Regions from separate parts of the Homo sapiens genome. Here region 2 is linked to region 1. A link is a loop called in an ENCODE intact Hi-C map of the cell type or tissue named here. Cell type or tissue: endothelial cell of umbilical vein. All regions are shown on one strand. Each heading gives the region's core, and the rest is flanking DNA. Links, peaks and the distances in the headings are about the cores only.

Region 1 (4,406 bases), core at 151-4,150:
CAAAGATGAATGAAACATGGTTCTATTTTCAGGGAGTTCACAACCCGTTAAAGTATTGAGCCATGTTAATGTGATTAAAATTTAATAAGCACCATAAAGAACCATTTTCTGAGGTTTCATAACTATGTATTGTTCATGAAAAGTATTTCATTTCTGGTGCCTTTCAGACTGCTATTTGAAAACTTTTGGCATGAATAACCTAGTCAACATTACTGATGTGGAAGAAAGGACATCGGTCTCCCAGTTCACTCCCTAGCTCCTGTTTGTCCTCTCTCCAAGCCATCCCCTAGGCTGCCTCATAGATCTGATTAAGTCATTGTACTACTTGAAAATCTTTGTTCTATCTCTATTGCCTATAGAATAAAGTATTGTATAGACTCACCTGCATGCCCCAAATTATCTGCAGCTAGCATCTTCTTATGTAGAAAAAGAATGGGTGAGATGAGGTAGAAAGAGAACTGGGGTGGAAACCCTGAATACAGTCCTGCTTCTTAATGTCTTTGTAACCTTGTGGGGGAAACTTCTCTGAGTCTCAGATTCCCCATCTATAAAAAGGAAATGTGTCTGCTCTTTGTATCTAACAATTTTGCTGTGAGAGTCAAATGACAGCATAAGTGTGTAAGTGATTTATCATTTATAAAGTATTAAGCACTGTATATAAGGTAAGGCAATCCTTCTCAAACTTTAGTGTAGGGAAAATTTCTCCTGGGGAAGTTGCTAAACACATATTCACCCAGGTGCTTTCCTCAGAGAGACTCTTTATTCACTAGGTCCAGGATAGAGACAGGTGATTTGACTTTATTACCAAACACCCCAAGTGGTTCGGATATAGGCCATCTGTGGGCCACACTTTGAAAACTGCTGATGTAAAGCATCACAAATTCCAAAAGGAAGAGTCCTAACGTAAATGTCTTGACCCAAGAAAGATATATTTTTATCGGTATCTACCCTTCTATTTTTATTGTCATTCTAAAAATGGAAATTGTTGTCAGACTACTAGAAAACTGGAAACAGACATATTTATTGAGAGGCTCAGAAACATTTGCTGAGAGGCCCAGAAAATTTCACAGGCTTTCATCTTCTCATTTTAGTCCTTGGAAAAAAGTAAAAATACATAGCTTTACTCCAAATTTAATGATAAGGAGACTGAGGCTCAGATGTTGTAGAAACAAGTTTCAAATCACTGGTGCCATCTGGAATGGAATTTGAGAACTTTTAAAGTCTGAGTATAAACCCCTCTATTTTCCATTCCTTATGATTGCCTTCCAGACAGAGCTAGAGTTGGCCAGAAGCCAAACTCTGTGAAAGCTTCGTGGGGTGTAAAGGTGGCTGTTATCAGTCCTGATGAGCTTCAACTCACAAATCAATATTTTCCCATTACCAGCTCTGTCTCCACACATTTTTGTATCTGAAACATTGAAAATATCACCTCTGTTAAAGTGATTCCTCCTCTATATTGACCACACATGACCCAAGGCAGCTCACATGTGGTGGAATGATGGCTGCAGCTGGCCCTAAGAGAGCTATCCCAGTAGGAAATTAAGAGGAAACTGATGGTGATAATATTCAGTCACCTCCTTTAGCAGAAATTCCAAATAAAGCTCCATTCTATCTCAATAGTGAGAAATGTAAATAAGGAACTGAGTGTGTGTGTGTGTGCGCGCGTGTGTGCGAGTGTGCGCACACTTCAAAGCATTTACTGAAAGCCCTTTGGCAAAGACAAAATTAAGCAATCTAAAAATCTTAACTTTTGTCACCCAACTAGCTTGCTCATTGTTCTTGGTTTTTGTTTATTTGTTTCGAACTACTAATAAAGGAAATGACACAGGATGATATGGTTTTCTGACCAAAAACACAGATGTCTTAACAAAAAGAGAGCAAAATTTACATCTCGAAACTAGCTTATCTTAATATTGCAATTAATAGCTCTCATAAATCACTCTAAAACTCAGAGGTGCATGATATAGAAAAAATAATTTTTATATACAAAAATCATAAGGGCAAGATATTTTAAGTCCCAATAAACCTTTATTTAAGCCAAGCATTCATACTTTTATTTACTCTTTGGTGCCTGCTTGGAGCCAATCACTTAGTATGCATTAATAGAAAAACTTTCAGGAAATGAGGCAAAGGAAATGAAAGTAATGAATGAATGAAAAGGAAATACAGAAAATACGTTAAATATAGGGAAAAAAAACCGTACACCATGCTATAGCCCACTATCCACAGATTTAAAAAAAAAAAACAAAGCTACAACAGATGTGCAGAAGAAACAGAAATTTTTACTTGCGCTAATCTGAGCTGACAGCTGCTATTAGGGCTGACTCTGTAATACTTCTGTCATCACTTCTAAAAATTTGCTTTTCAAATGTAGAAAGGGGAATTTGAAAATATGAGAGGGAAACTTTAGGGATATAAATTTGGCTGCTGTTGGTCCTGATTTCATCACCTTTTAAACTCTCAATATTTTTCCATTATTGAGGGGCTGCCTCCAGACATTTTTGTATGGAACCTTTGAAAATATCACTTCTATTGTGGTTATTTCTCTTCACTATATTGACCACATTTTTGAAGGAACTCATATGGAATTTTGAAATTCTTGTGGTGCAGGTAACTTCAAATGAATATATTTCAACATGTAAAAGGTCTGTTGACTCCAACAAAGGGAAATATAATGAGAAAATAAATAACACAGGCACTACAGTGAGAGATAGTCCCGACTTAAATAACACTCCCATCACTTTGTGACCTTGGACAAATAATTTAATATCTTTGATCCTCTATTTCCTTCTTTGCAAAATGGGGGTAACTATAGCATCTACCAACATCAAGGGTTAAAGACTATACGCATATGTGTGTGGATATATGTAGATATGGATATATAATGTGCATGTTTGTGTCTGCATGTATATACGTATATGAATGGCTTAGAACGGTACCTAGCATATCATACACATTCTTTAAGTGTTAGATACTGTTGTTACTGTTATTTATTATTAATATTATTACAAAGCTACCATACAACTTAGCCTACGGAACAGACTGGGGCACTGATTAATTCAAAATCTGTGTCTATGGAAAACTTATGAGAAAAGCCCAATTAAGAACATTTCATTTTTTTGCACTGAGGATTGTTTTGAGGAAGTTTAATGTACTGAATGGACTGTTTGGTGTTGAGTGCACACATGGGAAATATGACCATGACTCACCTTGAAGCTGTTCTATCAAAGTCAGTTCCAGCCACAAATCAAACGACATCAAAAATTTTCACAATTTCACATTCTATTTGTGCCAGTCAGGGGGATTTGGTTGGGTTAATTACTTTAATGACACATTTTAATTTGTGCTCATCTAGTATTTAAGCATAAGAGAGGATTCTTTGCTGCATTTTTTGGTGAAGCTTCTTCAGAGGCTGAGGCTAACAGGTGTGGTTTTTCAAAAACTAGAAGGATTGTGTTTTTAGCCATTTTTCTAGAAACCAAAGAGCCATTTTTTTTATCATGAGTAATCTAATTTCATTTTTGTTTTTACTAATGAAAATAGGCATAGGAAGTAAGCACAGCAACAGGAGTGCTATTCATTCTTTCCTCAAAAAAAAAAAAAAACCCTCAACTCTAACACGCCCTCCTCTAAATAGGTCTAACTCTGTCCTTTCTCATTTGTTAAACATTGATTTTTTTCAGCATTTAATGGAATGAAAATTAAGAGGGTCATGTAGTATTTTTTTAAAAAATCTCCACTTTCAGCTCCTTATTTTGATAAAATATGTTTTCAGACTTCAACATTAGCAATTATGTCAGCTCTAGCCTGGGAAGAAATATTGTTTTTCATTACCTCCATGTAAGTCCACAGGGGAAGGACTAAGTATAAGCTTTTATAGAGACTACCAATTGTGTGAATTCTTGTATAGCTTTTTACATTTTTCAGAAACTCAATGGTAAATTTTCCCGATAAATATTTTGAAGCAGGAAAGCCATATCTTTAAATCGAGTGTAGATAGTATTGAGGTTAAAATTTTAACAGTGACCCTTCATTTGCCTTGTCATTTTAGATATCTCAACAATGCATTAATTTAAATTCATTAACAAAAACGCAACTGAAATGCACAGGATAATAATAAGGGAACTGATAGCATTCTTCCTGCCAGATAAACGTGCCTCACAGAAGGCTTAACTGTCACATACCTACAGTTTCAGCTGTTTGAGAGAGTTTTGATAATAGCATGAATGTCAAAATTCAGCTGCCAACACTAAGCTGTCAGCTTTCAAAATGCTCTATATAGTGTTTGTCCCTTAGGACATAAATTCCAAGAAGCAACTGAGCTGCCTTACAACTTGACAGCTTATCCTAGTTCCAAGAGAGCCTTGGATCTGTGCAAATCTAGGAAATGTAACTGCAGCTCTGAG
Region 2 (4,406 bases), core at 129-4,128, 110 kb before region 1:
TTCAGTTCAATCGTGTATTCTTTCTTTTGCAATTACATCCTTCCTAATTTTCTGGGATCAAATTGTCTTTTCTTTTTTAAATACAAATAATAAATGGTAGTATTTTTCTAAACATTCTTTTTTTGGAAAAGTTTTTTAAGAAAGAATTGAAAGGTGTATCCCATCTCCCCAGTTTAATTGTTTAAGAGTGGGGAGTCCAGTCCAGTGATCCCTGAGGTTGTTTATTACATATATATCTTTCAGAAAATTTTTAGCCTGCATCCCCAATATATGGCACTTTATTTATAAATTACATTCATATGCTAGTCTAATATATATTGGTATTACTAAATTTACACAAAAATATAAATTTTAAAAGATGAAATAAAGCATTTAAAACGTTATTAGAAGTTCAAAAAACCCTTCATATTGTCTCTCATTCTAAAAATATTGTAATTGAAACCAACTGATTAAACATCTCATTACTTTTTACATCTTTAACATTTTGCCAGGCAGGAATTTAAAGGCTTGGTTCAGAATTTAGTTTCTTTTCCTACATAGTTTTAATAGCTATCATAACTAAACAGTTTCCAAAGATGCAGGCATCCACATGGAAGTGCTTTATTGGCTACACTTCCTAAATCGTGGTACTCATTTTTTAATACCATCCACCAATTAAACACATTTTTGTCATTTAAATTTGGCTACTAAATTTCCATCTTCTCTGATGTCCATTCATTCAAGCAAACTAACCAAGCAGTGGTACGTTTTACTATTTCTGAGAAATGGATTCAGAATATGTTATTTGAAACATTTGAGAATTTCAAGCTCTTTAAGTGTGTAGAAATATGTTTTTATAGGTGAAACCCACTATTTATGCCAACTAAATTATTAATGATTGAAATATTCCCAAAATACTTTTTTTTATAACATGAATTTCTTTCAAAAGCAGTTCCTTTCTCATCCATTATTAAAATGTGACCTTTACCTGGAAGGGGCATATAAGTCTCCTTATTTTTTCAGCTGTCTGCTCTGTAGCACACTATGGATAGCTACTTGTTATCGCAGAAAAAGGTCAGCAAACTTGGTAGGTGAGGTTTGATTGTTTATTATTATTATTATTATTAAAGAAAGCAATGTGTGTGTGATTCATCTTTAAGTTTGACATTCCTGTAACATACCCATCAGACCTCTGTGTTGTGCAAAACATTTTTGTGATCACTGTCCCATATCAGTAGAAAGTATTGTAGGGATTTTAAAAACATAAGGTAATATAATTTCTTAATCCACTTAACAAGGCACTAACATTGCAATAATGGTGAAAGTGAACATGTGGCTGTACAGACAATACCTTCATATTGTGGGACTCATACTCTGTCCTTCAGCAGATGGAGGCCTCAGGTACAAGTTCCTAACTTGTGACTCTCTGAAATACAAACTACATGACAATGCCAGGGACATGCTATATATGAAATACTCATAAAGCTTAATTTATTATTATATTTGAGACAAAGATCTAAAAATAGAAGTTCTATAATTGCCTCCTTATAGCTCAGTCTCTGAGGTGTGCATACCATAGATATCAAAGTTTTAATCAATTTAGATAATGTGCTTTTTATTTCTAATTGATTGTCAAAGGCCAATAGTTTAAATGGCAATGTTTACTCAATAGCGTTTTCACTTGTTTTTATGAACTATTATGTAGACTGTGTATACAAATTCTTTAATTTTTCAAAGAACAAATTAAAAATAAAATGACAAAGTCTAGAAAATAACTGAATTAAAATAAGGATTTTTTTTAAAAAATTGTTAAAAAGAAATTATGAAAAAATCTTCCTCTAGAGATCTTTTTCTAAAGTATTAAGCTGCCTGAGATGAAAGGAAATCCATATTACAACATGGGATTGGAGCCAGAATTTCCTGCTGATTCATAGGACACACAGCCCTTGGCACTGTGTATCTTGAGTTTTCACAAGAAGAACTTAGGCATAGCTTTTTCTGGTTCACAAAGAAGGCCTAAATGGCATTCTCCCTAGAATTAAAAAAAAAAAAAAAAAGGATCCATTTGATTGCTGTTAATATCACTGTTATCAAAATGTTATCATTACTCAAAAGCTTGATTGAATTTAGATAAAAACTAAAATTTAATTAAGGATTACTAAGACAAGTAGCCTGAAACAAACATCTAAGGACTAAAATAATGAAAACACTAGCCTTTAACATTTAGGATATTAATTGATTTTTATGAAGCTGATAGTATAAAATTAGGGGACTATAACAAACAGCTATAAAAGTAGCCCTTTTGTAGTATATGTAAATGGAATTTGTATAATTGGGCCACATAAAATTACTAAGAAATAACAGGATGTCAAAAAATTTAAACAGTATTTTCATGTCTTCAAGGGTATATACTCCTATAGTGTGTGCACTTGGTATCATGTAACCTGTATTCAGAGTCCACTCTACTATTTGCTGGCACTGTAAATCTAAGAAGTTACTTAACACAAGCCCTAGTATATTCCATTAAGTGGGAGCTGGAATGCTTGATTCACCAGGGCATTTGAGAATGAAGTAATAAAAGGTCCTAGTCCAATTACCAGCAGTCACATGATTAACATTGGCTTCTTTGAAAAAAATGGTGGATTCTATAACTGGAAACTCCTGCCAATTTGACCCAATTATGATTCTTATAGCCAAGTTTGGATGCAGAAACCAATGACATGTAAAGCAGAGAGAGATGCTTTATGCTGACCTCCCTAAGATCCTCATGCTATCTTTTTCAATGCATAGATATTTGGTGGATGCCAAATATTTGCGAGGTATCATGGCCGGCATTGGGAATACTGTTGGTAAACAGAACAAAATGATGCCTGCTCTCATCGGGTTTATATTTTAATGAGAGATATAATAAACACATAGATAATCCACTACAGAGTATGATATGTGCTATGAAGTTCTAGGATGTAAGTGGCCAAGTTAAGGGTTCCTTCAGACAGAGGTTGAAGCAAGCAACGAGGGTGATGAGCCTAGGCAATGAGGCAGCCTCTTAGAGCTGGGAAGGGTAAGGAAATGGATTGTCTCCTAGAGCCTCCAAAAGGAGTGCACCCGTGTCACCACCTTGGTTTTAGTCCAGTGAAACTACTTGCAGACTTCTGACCTCGAGAACTATGTTGTTTTAAGCCACTAAATTGGTGGCAAATTTAATACAGCAGTGATAGGAAAGAGATACAATGCCTGGCTGTCGAGCAGAGAATAGCTTGGAGGAGGACCAAGGGTGGAACTGGGAGGCCAGTAGAGATGCAGTCACAGCAATCCAGACACAGGTGGCCTGTCCAATCATAGCAGTGACTGCACAGACCCGAAATAAGGAGACATACCAGAGATGAATTTTGGAGGTAGGGCTGATCGGATCTGCCAGATTCCCTTTGCTCCTAAACTATTCTTTGTTTGGCAGGAGCTGGAACCCCTGGGTACTATTTGGCACACTGAAGCTATCAGTCTTAAAAAGCAAGTGCTACTTTACTAGGTGACTGATGTGACAAATAAATAATTTACTCACTAGCCAGAAACATCTAGCCAATGGAAAAACCCAGCTCAGATTCCCAAATGAACTAGTCTAAAGGCAGACTGCTCTGTACTGCCATACAGTGGAGAAGCAAGGCCAAAGATGGCAGTAAGCACAAAAGTGGATGTCTTTGAAAGGAAAAAGTGTGCTTGGGAGGTAATTCCAGGCTACACAGAATTTCCTCTTTACGAGAAATAAGAATGATTTTCTTCATAGTGGAAGAGAGAAGAAAAGTAATATCTTTCTCACTCAGCACTATTTGTCAGACTGCTCTGAACACTATTGCCCCCCTCTTTCATGCCCCGTGTAGGTTAGGGGGCATGATTACAATTCCAGGCATTCCTATATGCAAGATTTCAGGCTCTGGCCTCTTCCCATGTTCCTGTCACTGCAGCCCAAAGCTGTCCAAAATATCAGTTGGAAAACTAAAGAGAAACAAGGCCAGGAGGAGGAGGGAAAGTCCATCAAAGCCCAGCAATGCTGCCCCTATCACATAATGGGTATTTCTTTCCTGGAGAGAAGACTACACATCAGCCATCCAGGACCTTTCCTGCAAGGATGCCGTAAAATCACTTGCTTCACCCATCGTTCACTACCTGTGTCACACGTTTCTCTGTCAGCACCTGCGGCCCACCTGGGCTTCCTATGGAGGTATCTGACCCCAGCAGACATTTTTTAGCATCTGCGGCATGACTCTCATTTCTGCCAGTTCGCACGGTTGTGTTTTTTTGTGTGTGCCACACGCTGCCTCTCCCTCTCAAGAAGCCCTCTCTGAACCCACTAACTCCCCACAAGAATGAAACCATGGTGGTCTCATCACTGAGGCTTCCCATCACAAAAGTTCTTTGTGGTTAAGGAAAAA

What was found. Peaks named below come from ENCODE experiments on the same cell type or tissue, not always from the same donor. Only the 100,000 strongest peaks of a DNase experiment are listed, where the experiment ranks them.
Region 2: a loop joins it to region 1, with 2.8 times the contacts of the local background. A loop is called at or near these places in 1 of 110 quality-filtered maps.

What each region holds. Positions count from the first base shown.
Region 1 is chr5:103,355,685-103,360,090 of GRCh38, reverse strand. No RefSeq gene overlaps it. Among named protein-coding and RNA genes, the nearest start is that of MACIR, 99 kb to the right of the region's middle. In endothelial cell of umbilical vein, for the core only: no CTCF peak of the experiment used is centred there; DNase peaks (open chromatin) are centred at 1,500 and 1,650; H3K27ac peaks cover 1,135 bases.
Region 2 is chr5:103,464,193-103,468,598 of GRCh38, reverse strand. It overlaps the pseudogene PDZPH1P. Among named protein-coding and RNA genes, the nearest start is that of LINC02115, 76 kb to the left of the region's middle. In endothelial cell of umbilical vein, for the core only: no CTCF peak of the experiment used is centred there; a DNase peak (open chromatin) is centred at 1,888; H3K27ac peaks cover 809 bases.